Linked DNA regions of Homo sapiens: region 1 is linked to region 2. A link is a contact called in ENCODE Hi-C or POLR2A ChIA-PET data. All regions are on one chromosome and are shown on one strand. Each heading gives the region's core, a stretch centred on a gene start or an enhancer-like site at or near the end of the contact. The rest is flanking DNA. Distances are from core to core; before and after follow the strand shown. Region 1 overlaps PTPRG (protein tyrosine phosphatase receptor type G). Region 2 overlaps PTPRG (protein tyrosine phosphatase receptor type G).

Evidence for each region. A loop is a pair of places that touch in the nucleus more often than their neighbours do. ChIA-PET counts read pairs that join two places held with the same protein, here RNA polymerase II (POLR2A). Pooled maps may share reads with other maps.
Region 1: a map of GM12878 shows a loop between it and region 2 (2.3-fold over the local background). The contact joins two enhancer-like sites. A Hi-C loop is called at or near these places in 4 of 168 maps with a recorded cell type or tissue (Caco-2, DLD1, GM12878 and 1 more), 7 of 37 single-sample maps with no recorded cell type and 3 of 50 pooled maps. POLR2A ChIA-PET finds 5 or more read pairs at or near these places in 1 of 52 experiments (WTC11).

The regions. Positions count from the first base shown.
Region 1 is chr3:61,715,461-61,722,522 of GRCh38, forward strand. All of the region lies in intron 1 of PTPRG (protein tyrosine phosphatase receptor type G), which reads left to right. Among named protein-coding and RNA genes, the nearest start is that of PTPRG, 160 kb to the left of the region's middle. RefSeq lists enhancers at 1-54, 55-554. Within about 2 kb of position 3,976, at least 2 of the 41 ENCODE cell types and tissues checked have a DNase peak (open chromatin) inside an H3K27ac peak, as active enhancers do.
Region 2 is chr3:61,635,446-61,643,286 of GRCh38, forward strand. The region is part of intron 1 of PTPRG (protein tyrosine phosphatase receptor type G); the gene reads left to right. Among named protein-coding and RNA genes, the nearest start is that of PTPRG, 78 kb to the left of the region's middle. Within about 2 kb of position 2,211, at least 16 of the 41 ENCODE cell types and tissues checked have a DNase peak (open chromatin) inside an H3K27ac peak, as active enhancers do.

The DNA of each region.
Region 1 (7,062 bases), core at 2,726-5,225, 82 kb after region 2:
CACCTGCCTTGGTCTCCCAAAGTGCTGAGATTACTGGTGTGAGCCACCGCGTCTGGCCCTCAGGAAGGTGTCTGTCCATTTGGCAAGGCCCAGATCGTATGTCTTGCCCCCTCACTCTACTGGGTTGGGTGGAGGAAGGCCCTGGGTTCTTGGCCACCAGTTCCTGGAGCAGGAGTGAGTGCAGCTGGGTTGACTGCCTAACTGCCTGCAGTGGAGGGGGCACAGATTTCCAAAAAAGAAATGAAGCTGCTGGGAGGATGAGGGATGAATTCTGAGCAACCAAAATAGAGAAAACAGGAAAGAAGTAAAAGACAACGATGATGACACATGATCACACGCCTCTGTGGTCTCCAGATTAGAAATGGAATAGGGTACATACTAGTTTACCACCAATGGCTTTTTTTTTTTTGGTCCTTAAATCTCTACCATCCAAGAAGTGAGTGCTAACTCTGTATTTATTAGTCCCTGGATAGATAAGCAGAGTCAGTACTCACTGCTTTGTGTAGAGTACTCTCCTAGACATAAGAGGAGCATAATGACATACTGGATGGAGAGGGTCTCCTGTGGTGAGGGTGCTGGGAACACTGAAATGCATCCAGAATCACAGGGAAGCTTCAGAAATGGCTCTAAGCTCTCAGCTCACTGCCACCGCCACGCCCCTTTCCTTTATAACTCTTTAGGGAATGGTTTGTTTGCTTTTTTCCCCAGAATTGGGGATCACGTCACAACTCTGAGGTTCCTCTAACGTCATCTTGAACTCTGCAGAAGTGTGTTTCTTCCTCTGAAGTGCTATTTTGTGGTAATTTAATGTATTTTTTTCATGAATAATTTACCCATAGAGTCCTAATATCTTAAGACAGTGAATTTTGTTGTTTATCAAAGATGTATCTCAACTAGGAGACAGAAATCAATTTCTTATTACAAAGCAAAGACAAAACACAAGATCATCTACCCTGTGGGATAACAATCTGTTTTGGAAGCATTTTGGATTATTAATATTTAAGTCAGGAACACATGGATAAAGAAATTATTGTCCCTTTTTATAAAGAAAGTGGTATATTTATTACTCATCTTATGTGTCCCCATTGCGTACTCTTTTTTTCTCTCATTATCTTTTCTTATTGTTGGGTTATGAAGTGTCCTGAAGTCACAGCATTTTAGGGCTAAAATACAAACTGTACTTAAACTACCTGGTAAAAATACTTGCTTACTTTTTAAATAAAAACTCCCAGCTGGGCATGTTGGCTCACGCCTGTAATCCTAGCACTTTGGAAGGCCGAGGTGGGTGGGTCACGAGGTCAGGAGTTCAAGACCAGCCTGGCCAAGATGGTGAAACCCCATCTCTACTAAAAACTACAAAAATTAGCTGGGTGCGGTGGCAGGCACGCGTAATCCCAGCTACTCAGGAGGCTGAGGCAGGAGAATCACTTGAACCTGGGCGGCAGAGGTTGCAGTGAGCCAAAATCGTGCCACTGCACTCCAGCCTGGGCAACACAGTGAGACTCCATGTCAACAAAAAATAAAAAATAAAAATTCCCAGGGACATAGGCTTCATAACCAATTATGGTGACTTGTTTCTTTGTCTTAAACTCTAGTAGTATTTATTGCAAAAGATATATTGATGCTCTTGTTTAATTGTTATATAGCTGTTTCATGGATTCACGTGTTGTAAAAGATTTTTATGTTTTTGAAGTCAAATAGTCCATACAGGCCATTTTTTTCTGCCTTGTGTGGTTAGTCTCTGAATGCCCACAGGAAAGAAAAATAGTAGCAATAATAGTAATGGTTACAATTTATTCATGCTTCCTATATGCAATGCATCATCCTGACCCTAACCCTTTGAGGTACATATTGTTATTATTCCCATTTTACAGATGAGGAAACTAAGGACTGAGTTTTTATAGCCAAAGGCAATAGACCCAGAACTTGAGAGGTCTCTGCCTCAAAATCACTCTTGTATTTTCCCACAATGAGTAAATTGATACACATACACTTTTTTTACTTGAAGGAGAACTAGTAGGTGTTACTATAAAGAATGATTTGTGGGCCAGGAGTGGTGGCTCATGCCTGTAATCCCAGCACTTTGGGAGGCCGAGGCAAGCGGATCATGAGGTCAAGAGATCGAGACCATCCTGGTCAACATTGTGAAGCCCCGTCTCTACTAAAAATACAAAAAAAATTAGCTGGGCGTGGTGGTTTGTGCCTATAGTCCCAGCTACTTGGGAGGCTGAGGCAGGAGAATCATTTGAACCTGGGAGTTGCAGATTGCAGTGAGCTGAGTTTGAGCCACTGCACTCCAGCCTGGCGACAGAGCCAGACCCTGTCTTTAAAAATAAAAATAAAAATAAATACCAAAAGATTTGTGTTTTATTGTAGGTATTAGAACATATTAAGCTACTGTTTCACCCAGACATATAGCTTTGTAAAAACTAAGACTCGACTGGGTATGGTGGCTCACACCTATAATCCCAGCACTTTGGAGGCCAAGGTGGGTGGATCACTTGAGGTCAGGAGATTGAGACCAGCCTGGCCAACATGGTGAAACCCTGTCTCTACTAAAAATAAAAAAATTAGCCGGGCATGGTGGTGCGGGCACCTGTAGTCCCAGCTACTTGGGAGGCTGAGGCAGGAGAGTTGCTTGACTGGGTGGTGGAGGTTGCAGGGAGCCAAGATCATGCCACTGCACTGTAGCATGGGTGACTGAGCAAGACCCTGTCTAAAACAAAACAAAACAAAACAAAAAAACAAAAACCAAAAAAAAAAAAAAAACGCAGACTCAGAGAACCAAGACAGATTTGGAAACTTCATTCAGGGAAGAATTTGTTAGATCATTGACATTGCTTTAGTTTTAAAAATTCATTTTATATTCTTAGCTAATTTTCATTTTAACAAGCTGTGATGGTCCATAGAAATGAATGGAAAAATGCCAGGTTGATTGAAACTGTATGCTGGAGAAGGTGTGGATCCACTTTAACACATACTTGGCTTCAGCGGGTTAAAAGACTACACAATCATGTGACATTGTGACATTGTGATGTGACCATCCGTTAGTTTTAAAATCTGAGACTGTTTTATATTAGTTATGGGAGTGAGCAGAAAGCACAGAAGGAGGTTTTTGCCTGTGTCTCTGTTGCTTTGAAACAAAATCAGGAAAAACCGTATCTCCAAAAGCAGCCTGTGTGCCATCTTCTGTGCTACTGTAACTTAGTAACTTTTTTAAAGCAATTAGAAACCAGGGACTTGAAGTGGCCCAGAGACTCATAAGACAGGCTGATGATTTCGCTGGATAGAATTGGACTTTGCAGAAAGGTTTTGATAACCTTTTTGGCCTGGTGCCCTGCCCTCATCTAGTCCTTTCCCATTTGTAATAGAAGCATGAAGTTCAATGCTATTGACTTCCCAGGAGTCATTGAATTGCCACACACACAGTGAATTTGGAGTTTGGTTCTTAAGTTGAAAGGGGATAAACAATCGACATTGAATTTGTACCTCTTATAGCTTTGTTGACTTAATGGATTGTCCCCAACAATCCATCAAGAATGGTACATATACCAGCCATCACCTGGCTCACTAAAAGCCAGTAGAAATTCCCAAACCTCATTTTAGGCAAGGATTTCCACTTCTCCTCTTGTAAAAGCTTTCCCAAACAGCAAGGATTCCAGACATGAGACATTGTATTGCTTTGCCTGCTGTGAAACTGTACGATCTTACAATGGAGAGAGAAGAATGGCAATTGGATATGAATTGTAGAAATTTGGGAGAAGGAATTTGTTCGTTGACTTGTATTTTCTATGAAGATGTAATCGAGGAAAGGCCCTGGGCTTAATTTTTTTAATTAACAGAGAAGACTGCAGGTGTTCTCAAGTATTTATCAAGCCCCTGCGCCTTGGGCCTCTAACTGGGAGTTGTGGGGATGACTGGTGTCGAGGTCTTTTCTTGCTAAAGTGTGTGGGGAGTGCATACTCAGGGGATGTGCCCCTCCTCTCTGTCCTTTGTAGTGACTCTTGGCTCTCCCGGGTCTCCCCACTGCCAGTTTTCCTCTGTGATACAGCCTTCGGTGGTGTCTTTGTCAGCAGGCTTGGCAGTGGCAGAGAAAGGGAACAGGGAGAAGGTGGAATAAACCTAACTGGTGGCTGGCCCTTTCCTATTATGGTTCCTTACCCTCCCTTTTCCGTTTTCTCAATCCTTCATCCTGTTTCTTCCTCCCAGAAGTTATGTTAATCAATTCTGAAGTCTCTCTGAATTGAGGCCATGTGTGGTTGGGGTTTGGAAAAGCAGGGCTTACAGTTAGGTTGAGTCTGATCATCACTCACTCACTCTGCTCTAGCGACCCTGGACTTCTTGCTGTTCCTCACACTTCCCAGACACCCTTGTGCCTCACTGTTTTGTAATTGCTCTCCCCTTTCCTGGAACGTTCTTTTCTGAGACCCAACTTGCTCTTGACTGCTTCTGTGAGTCTTTGCTCAAATGTCACATTTTCCTAAGGCCTTTGCTGGCCGCTCTTGCTCACTTTACAGTGCAGTCCTGACTTGTCCTATGTCCTCTCCCTACTTTTTTTCTCCTGGGCACCATTTGTCATTCTATATGTTTTACTTTATCTTGTTCATTATTTATCCCTCCTCCGTCCTGCTTAGGGGGTAAACACCATGATGACAAGGGAATTTTTTTTTTTTTTGAGACACATTCTTGTTCTGTCCCCCAGGCTGGAGCTGGAGTGCAGTGGCAGGATCTTGGCTCACCACTGCCTCCACCTCCTGGGTTCAAGCAATTCTCCTGCCTCAGCCTCCCGAGTAGCTGGGATTACAGGCATGCACCACCACGTCCAGCTAATTTTTGTATTTTTAGGAGAGGTGGGGTTTCACCATGTTGACCAGTCTGCTTTTGAATTCCTGACTTCAAGTGATCCACCTGCCTCGGCCTCCCAAAGTGTGGGGATTACAGGTGTGAGCCACCACTCCCGGCCAACGGGAATTTTTAAACTCGTATTTAATTGTAACATGCATGTGGAAAAATGCATGCATTATAGTGAACCGCTCAATGAATAATCACAATATCTGAACACAGCCATGTAACCAACTCCCAGATGAAAAAACAGTATCACTCCCGAAGGTCTCCCCATGCTCCCCTCTTCCCACTTCAAGGGCTACTACCGTCCTGACTTCTGATATCATAGATGAGGTTTGGATGGCAAGAACTTCTGTCAGTTTATTTCACTGCTGTATGTGCAGGATATGGCAGGTGCAAAGTACACATTGATTGAGTACATTAAAATAATACTGGAAGAGAGACCTGTATTTCTGATGTAGCTAGATTTCTAAAGCTGACCTCCATTGATGGATTAATCCCCGCCAATGGAAAATGCAGTTAGAGGCTTTAGAAATATTATCCAGTGGCAAAACACTGGCCATTATAACTTAGACGATTAGATTTGTCACTTGTTTCTGCTGCGTTGGCCTTGATTATGTAAGTATTTTAGCTGTGATGTCTTTAAGTCCACTCTTCTTGCTTGTAATTTTAATTTATTGTCTGTTCTATTTGCTGGCACTTAATCAGACATCTCTCTGGTGATTGTCTTACAGGATTATTTAACTTCTTCTTGCCTTTCAACTGCATTGTAAATTTAACCAAGCATAATAAATTTGCACCAAATTTTACCCTTCAGTGTTGATTCTTCCCTAGCTGGAATTACTGTACATTTCTGTTTCTGGTCACTGGCCACTCTCTGGTACTACTTGAGAATTGATTACTGTTCCAGGTGGGTGACTACATTAGAATTGCAACCTGAACTATTTTAGCGCTTTAAGTAATATAGTATCATCAGTTTTGATTGTGCTGTTAACCATTTGATATTTGATGATGAGTTCAAGGATACAGTGGCTTCCTAGAAGTTTGGGTTACAGGTGCCTCCAGTAGAGATGTTTACAAACTCAAAGATGTACCATTCACTACAGAGACACTATGCAATTGAGTACAGTTATTGGGCCTTTATCCTGGAAGATGGTAGAGATGTGTCTAGAGAAGGGAGTACCTTTTCTAACTTGCACAAAGTCACATCAGCCAACTGATGGGGTTTGACCATCTGTAAGATGGAATATTATACAATAATTTAACAAGAAGAACATTATATTTTTGGATTAGCTTTGTGTCCTGTTTTTCATATTTAACACCATGTCCTGCATATTTTCCTAAGTCAAAAAGTTCCTGGAGAACTTTTTTTTCCCTTAAAATCCATAGAGGTCATCCCCTGGCTAGGGCTGCCATGTAAGCAAAATCCATGTGTCACCTGGGATGCTCTCGGTTCAAGTAAGGGAAGACCCAACTCAGAACAATGAGAAAATAAAGAAATAAGTTAGTATAAATACTGGAGATCCAGAAGTAGTGTATTTCCAGACAATCAGCGACCAGTGAACTTCACTGGAACCTCATATTGTTTCTGACTTTCTGCTCTGTCATCTGTGGATCAGATTTAGCTTTAGAGTGGTTCTCCTTAGTATGGCAAGATGCAGCAACATGAAGTGTTGCATCGAGACCAGGAGAAAAAGGAGTAGACCAATTCGGGCCCTTGAGCTTGTCTTAATCTGTGTTGTGCTGCTGTAACAGATTACCACAGACTGAGTAATTTATAAGGCACAGAAATTTATTGTCTTATGGTTTTGGAGGCTGGGAAGTCAAAGATGGAGGGGCTGGCGTCTGGTGAGGGCTTTCTTGCTCTGTCCTTCCATAGCGAAAGGTGGAAGAGCAAAGAGAGAGGGCAAAACAAATACACACACACACACACACACACATGCACAAAAGAGGGCCAAACTAGTCTGTTTATAATGAACTCTCTCCCTTCATAATCCATTCATGAGGCTGATGCCCCCGTGGGCCAAATACGTTCATTAGGCTCTACCTCTCAACACCACTGCATTAGGGATCAAGTTTCTAAAAGCTGAACTTTGGGGGATACATTCAAATTATAGCAAAGTTTGCAGTTGAGCTGAAGGGAAATTTGGACACTAAATTGATTTTGATGTAGCAGAGGAAGCAGTCTGGATAAGGGTGGGGATCAGATACAGGATG
Region 2 (7,841 bases), core at 961-3,460:
TCCCAGGTTCAAGTGATCCTCCTATCTCAGCTTTCTGAGTAGCTGGGACTATAGGCATGCACCACCACGCCTGGCTAATTTTTGTATTTTTTTGTAGAGGTGGGGTTTCACCATGTTACCTAGGCTGGTTTCAAACTCTTGAGCTCAAGCTTTGGCCTCCCAAAGTGCTGGGATTACACATGTGAGCCACTGCACTTAGCCTATATTATTAATACTATTATTATTGTTGACTTCTTTTTACAAAACAGAAAGCTTGAGTCTTAGGCTGATTGCTTCCCTAAGGCTTAGATGGCCTATGGATTTGATTCCAGGTAGCCTATCTCCACATTTTGTACTCTTGAACATTTTCTAATTTATTTACTAATTCCTCAGTCACGTAAATGTCATCCATGAAAAATATTAGAGTTTTGGTATCTCAGAGATGGTTCCTTAGAGCTCTCAGCCCTAAATGGAAACACATCTTTTTGATAGTGTGTTTTATTTTCCAAATCCCAAGAATCTGTGAAATTAGTAGTGTTCTTGACCAACAGTTAGATAGCCTCTGCTTGAATGCTTCTAATAACTGGAGAGCTCACCACTTCATGGTGACAACATTTTTCATTCTTGCATAAATTCTTCCTAAATTTGAGCTATCCTGAAGGTCAGTTTAGCTTTCCTATCGTCTAAAGTACTGTATATTGCTGTCTGAAAACACACAGACAACTAAATGCTCCAGTTGCTTTTTTTCCCTTTTGGTGACAGCTTTATTGAGATAGAATTCATATAGTATACAGTTTACTCATTTAAAGTATTTTGCATATATTCAAAGAGTTGTATAATGATCTTATTTTAGAACATTTTTATTATACCCGAAAGAAACCTTATACCCATTAGCAGTTACCTATTTTCGTTAAACACCTCCAGCCCTAAGCATCTACTAATTACTATCTTATAAATTCGCCTATTCTGGACATTTCATTTAATAGGTGGCCTTTTGTGTCTGACTTCTTTCACTTAGCAAAATATTTTCAAGGTTCATCTATCTTGTTGTATCAGTACTTTTTTTGTTGTATTTTTAGTAGAGACTGGGTTTCACCATGTTGGTCAGGCTGGTCTCGAACTCCCGGCCTCAAGTGATCTGCCTGCCTTGGCTTCCCAAAGTGCTGGGATTACAGGCGTGAGCCACCACGCCCAGCCTTGTTGTATCAATACTTCATTTATTTTATGGACAAATAAAAGTCCACTCTATGGATATACCACATTTTGTTTATACTCTCATTTCTTTATGGGTATTTGGGTAGTTTCCACTTTTGACTATCATGAATAGTGCTGATCTAAACATTTGTTTCAAATGCTTTTTTTTTGTATGAAACACTGCTCTGTCTGCTCCTGCACTGTGATGATTTTTTGATTAATCTCATGTAGTATTTTACTTGGTAAAATCTCATACTGTTGGTATTAGTCTGGTTCCGCCTTGCTGGAAGTTTGAAATTTTGATTCTTTGATTGATCATATGATTTGTTCATTTCAACCTTGGGTACTATGCCAATTGGTTAAATCTCCATTCTCTGTCCTCATCCATGTCAGTGATCAGTATACTGATTGCTGAGTGGTGTGGCCTCTCTGCCACATAGCTTATTGCTGTGGAGGAAAGAGAGTCTTCTCTTAGCCATTGTTCTGTGTGGAGTTGGCGGACTAACACATTTTTATATTCATATGCAATATTTTCAATTCTAAAAATCCTTATGTTTGTACCAGAACTAAGATGTCCTGGCATTATGGAATTATTCATGTCAGTTGCCTATCTCTGGTCAGGTAGTTAGTTGTGACATCCAGCAGCTCAGACTACAATTTGAATTCTGGCTCTTGTCCCACTTATTATCAGAATGACCTTTGGCAAATGACTTGAAGGTTAACTTGGGTAATTTTCTCATCTGGATAATGCGGATAGTAGAAGGACTTAACCTCATAAGGTTTTTGAGAGGACTGAGTGAAGCAGTCCCCACAATACACCATCATGTGCTGGGCATGTTGGTAAGGGCTGGATTTCAAGGATGAAAACAGAGGCCAGAGAACTTTCTGTGGCTTTCTGAATGTCAAAACTGAGACTGTGCAGATCAAGCAGAACGCTTTCTGTTCCTTCCAAGGCTTGTTCCCTTCAGGTTTCAGTTTCAGACGGAAGCGAAGTTGTTTGTGATGCCGGAGCACACACCTGCGGGAACTGTAGACTTCTTAGGAGTCCACCGGGGTTGCGTCGCATTGCTTCCACGCCTCTGTCCTCACCAGTGTTGCCAACTGTGGATTTGTGTGTGTGTGTTTATCGTTGTTGGCCATGCACCAGAAACAGAGATATCAGTCACATTTAAACTCTGCTGCCCAGGAAACTCCTGCCTACAAACCCAGCCCAGCCCTTTGAGAACCTCACCGACCAAGTGAGTGATATGTTGAGAGATGAGCATAGCCATCTTACCATTCATGTCTGTGAATTATTATTTATTCAGACTGGATCTCGTTAAGAGAACTGTGTGTAATCTTAGCATGATAATCGGATTCCACTTATCACTTGGAACTGTGACTCACTTTTGGAATTTTAAGGACGTAATTACAAAAAAAATTCTTGGTTATCTTTTAAAAAGGAGTCTGTTGTCCTTAGACTTGTTAACTCTTCAACTGCTGTTTTCCAAATCGTGGTACAAAGTTATTATTTGCAGGTATTCCCAAGTGGCCTTATAAAAACCAAAAAGGCTTCTTGCTAATTCTCTTCAGATGCTGATATAGAAATGACACTGATTTTTTTCTTTTTAGTATTTAAGAGCACCCACTAGAAGGATATTTAATATTTGTATGTAGTTTTTTTTTTCCTGTTATGTTAAGCAGAATTTCAGGACCTTGCTGTAGAGCAGCATCTCTCCATTTAAGTAATGTGTAGACCCCTTTTCAAAGGGGAAAGCACCTTGCAAGAACCCTGTGAATTGTACCAAACCCAACAAACATAAGGTAAACCTAAGGTTTACATGCAAGTCTCTTTTGATTGCCAGTTATCAGGGTTCTTGCCTGGCTTGTTGTTCATAAATGGGAATATTTTATTTTTAGATTATCATAGAATTGAAAAAAAAAATCTTCCCAAGTAGCTGGGACTACAGGCACACACCACCATGCCTGGCTAGTTTTTTTTTTTTTTTTTTTTTTTTTTTGGGGTAGAGGGATTTCCCTATGTTGAACAGGCTAGTCTTGAACTCCTAGCCTCAAGTGATCTGCCTGCCTTGACCTCCCAAAGTGCTGGGATTACAGGCGTGAGCCACCGTGCCCAGCCTTGCCATGCCTACTTTTTAATAAGGTTGTTTTTTGCTTGTTCAGTTGTTTAAATTCCTTATAGATTCTGGATATTAGATATTGGTCAGATGCATATTTGCAAATATTGTCTCCCATTCTGAAGGTTGTCTGTTTACTCTGCTGATATTTTTCTTTTGCTGTGCAGAGCCCTTTAGTTTAATTAGGTCCAGTTGTCTGTATTTGTTTTTATTGCAATTGCTTTTGAGGACTTAGTCATAAATTCTTTTCCAAGGCTGATGTTTATAATGGTGTTTCCTAGGTTTTCTTCTAGGATTCTTATAGTTCCTGATCTTACATTTAAATCTTTAATCCATCTTAATTTTCATATGTGGTGAAAGGGAGGTGTTCACTTTCATTCCGCTGCATATGGCTAGCCAGTTATCCCAGTATCATTAATTGAATAGATAATCCTTTCCCTATTGTTTATTTTTGTGGACTTTGTTGAAGATCAGATGGCTATCAATGTATGGCTTTATTTCTGGGTTCTCCATTCTGTTCCATTGGTGTATGTGTTGGTTTTTGTAATAGTACCATGCTGTTTTCGTCACTGTAGCCTTATAGCATAGTTTAAAATTAAGTAATGTGATGCATCTAACTGTGTTCTTTTTGCTTAAGATTGCTTTGGCTATTCGGGATCTTTTTTGGTTCCATATGAATTTTAGAATAGTTTTTGTTTTAATTTTGTGAAAAATGATATTGGTAGTTTGATAGGAATAGTGTTAAATCTGTACATTGCTTTGGGCAATATGGTTGTTTTAACGATATTGATTCTTCCAATCCATGAGCATGGGAGGTTTTTCCATTTGTTTGTGTCATTTGTGATTTTTTTCAGCAGTATTTCGTACTTCTTGTAGCAATCTTTCACCTGCTTGATTAGATGTATTCCTAGGTATTTTATTCTTTTTTGTGGCTATTGTAAATGTGATTGCGTTCTTGATTTGGCTGTCAGCTTGAACATTATTGGTCTATAGAAATGCTACTGGTTTTTATACATTAATTTTGTATCTCGAAACTTCATACTGAAGTTGTTTATCAGTTCCAGGAGCGTTTGTCTTTAGGGTTTTCTAGTTATACAGTCATATCAGTGAAGAGAGATAGTTTGACTTCTTTTCCTATTTGGATGCCTTTTCTTTCTTTCTCTTACCTGATTGTTCTGGCTAGGACTTTCAGTACTATATTGAATAGGAGTGTTGAAAGTGGGTGTCCCTGTCTTTTTCCTATTCTGTTTTTCATTCAATAAAAACTCAACACATACTAAGTATGGAGTGGTATATACCTTTGAAAGCATTACAGACACTACGTTTCTCTTTAACTGGGTTTGCATTCCACTGGAGACTTTCACTGCTTTGCCTCTTGCTTTAAACTCTTACCAGCCAGATATTTTCCTTTCTTGATCTACCCTCTTAAGAGTCCTGCCCATTGTCCATGATTGACAGCTTGGTTTCCTGATTGAGTGCTTTATGTGAACATGAAAATTCATAGCATCCTTAAGGGAGAAATGTAGTTGATGGGCAAAGAACAGACAACAATCAGTCTTTTCCCAAAATGAAAGCCGCCCTCTGGAGAGATCAGAGTAGGTCCTGGGGTATACACCTGGGGCCATTTCCAACACTAAAATGGGCTTTCTCTCCAGTGTATATGTGTTGATCCTCCTCCTCCTCCTCCTCTTCTTTCTCCTGATGAACACAACTTGTAGAACATAAACCAAGGATCAGGCTCTATACCAGGTGCTTTTTGCACATTACCATATTTAATCCCCGTAAGACCCCAAAAGGGAGGTACTCTTATCCCATTTAACAGATGAAGCAAATGTCTTAAAGGAAAGATGTTAGCTGTTTTAAAAGCCTTGTGGCTAGCAAGGGTCTGAGCTGTCTGATCAGAGTCTAATGGTTGCCATTAAGCAGTCTTCACCCTTTTCATGATGCAAAATGGACTTTCAGGTTTAAAGAAACGAAGTCTAACACAAACTGCAGTTATTTAAAAGGCAATGTAGTAATTTAATCAAGATCCACTTGCTTTTGGATATTTCACGTTTCTACTTCTGGTTTCTTCTTGGATCACTTTCTGAATATAATGGATCTGGAGTACAGGGCCACAGCCTTTAGAGTTTCTTTTCTCTTCCCTCAGTGTTTTAAGTGGGAAGGTGTTTGCCCATCAGAAGAGAAACTGTTGGATTGCATGGTGCCCCTTGCTGTTTGAGGTGCCTCTGAGGAACTTGGTGTGGAGATAGGAGGAGATCAGGAGAAGATTCTTCGAGCTTCGGCTAGAAGATGTCCAGGCAGGTTATCTTCTAACTACATGCAACTAGAGGCATATTTACAGAGAATAATCTGAAGCTTGACTCTTTGATCATCAACTCCTTGGAGTAGCCTGTTAGCTCTTAAATACTCTCAGTTCTAGTGAAACAAATAAAATTCCTACCTCCCCCTCCACCGTTCCTTCCTCCTCCTCTCTCCAGATTTCCTCCCCCTCCCTCCCTGAAATATATATAGAATACCCACCATCAAGCATTGTTCTTGGCTCTGGGGATGCAGCAGTGAATGGAAACAGATGAAGTCCCTGTCCTTATGGGATGTTTCTATTGGGGAACAAAGTGGAAATCTCGGGAGGGCAAGACGCCCAGCACATGGTTATCCTGTGGACTGCAGGAATAGTGAGTAGTTTGTTAAGCAATAATTATTTTTATTAACTTGGGGGAGAGAAAGTTTTCACATGTGTATTTCTCCTTGCCTTCTCTCCATGCCACCCATTTTACTGATATGTTTTTAAGGAAGAATCACCGAGTTAGTTCTGACTCTCATTTAGGTAAATGTTTCCAATTCATTTAAGGTTATCGGCTTTTGTGTTTTGTCCCACTACAGATGGGCTTGCGGTTCTGTTTAAAAGATGGGTCATCATTACATATATAGAAACCTAATCCAGGTTTAGTAGTGTCAACAGATGTCTTCATGAAATCTGATTTTAAAAAATCAATTTCTGTGGTTGATTTGGAAGGAGTGGGCCCAAATCTAGAAGCACGGACATGGGCTATCATTTCAGTGCCTTTTAGAAAAATTGCAAAGCAGGAAGTAAACCTTGCTTGCTGAGGTTTAAGGATGGATGGGTCTAATTTTGTTTTGCATTTATATTTAATGGCCTGGGTGCCTTTCCTGTGGGCTGGTGCACATTTAGCTAATGAATGCCTTCTGAGGAGACCTTGTTGGTTATATGGAGGGCACCCCCCAGCCTCCTCATCTGGAAGCCCAGAGAGAAACCTGGTGCCGTTGCCCGCAAGGCCGCTGCAGGGCTCACCTGCAGAGTTGTTTTTGTGTTGCCCACTCGCCTGGATTGTTAGTTTGTAAAAATCAAAGGACTAAGGCAGAAGCCCTGATGCTGACCCCGAGTTATTAAATTGGTTCCTCTGGCCATTTTTCTCAGCCACAGAGCTGCCCACTAGCCACGGGCCCTGACCCCGGGCTGTGGCGTATGCCTCTCTCTCCTTGGGGCCGTCAGCCTTGCAGTTTGTAAAGCCATCATTCAGTTGAGTTCAGGCTGTTGGTTCTATTTTTCTCAAGTACAGTTTGTTATTTTGCTCTGCTTTGCTGCTCATATGCGAGGACCTTTCTTGGCCAGCCTCTTGAGATCTTCTGTTCTGGTGATAGATGCTTGATTCAGGTTTGGAGAGCAGCTTAGTGTCCTCAGATAATTCTGGGAAAGCAACTGAAGAGTGATCTGGTTCTACAAGCTGGTGACTGGACCCACAATACCCAGAAGAGGTCTGCATTTTGCCCCTGGCACCGCAGAGTGAAAGGGAGGCCAGAGTTCTCTGCAGACTCCACCTGTTCTCCTTACTGCCCTTTGTAGTGAATGGACATTGACTCAAGTTTGTCTATCTACACTCTTTGGGGAGCCCCTTAAAACCCGGATTTGACTTGGAAATGAAGCTTTTGGTTATGGCTTCTGATCATGCTATATGTGGTAGAAGCTTAGTGTCTGTATTTTTAAAATTCAGACTGGCTTTTAATACTGGGTAACTAAGTCATAGATGAGGGGAAGTTGATGGAGTGATGGAAATAGACAATTGCCATTTTGCAGCCCATCAATGAATTGATGGATCTGGGCATGAGACATCGACACTTGGTAATATCCTCCAGAGACAATAAGCTGTTGTTTGCCCCTGACAGTAGAATACTTTACCTCCAAGGAAGTAGTCTTATAAAAACAAATACAGCTGATCTGTTCAAGTAACAATTTACAGTAACTACAGAGGACACGAAAACATGGTAAAACAATGTTGTTAGGGATACCATTGGCCTATTCCAGACTGACCAAAGGTCTGCTTTCTTTAACAAATAAATTACAAGAAAGGAAAAAATGATGGAATGGAAAACCTACAGATTAAAGAATTTGAGACATATCCATGAAAGTCTGTAGTCTCAGCTACCTGGGCGGCTGAAAAGGGAAGATTGCTTGACCCCACAAGTTCATTTCTAGCCTGGGAAACATAGCAAGACCCCATCTGGGGAGAGAGAGAGAGAGAAAGAGAGAGA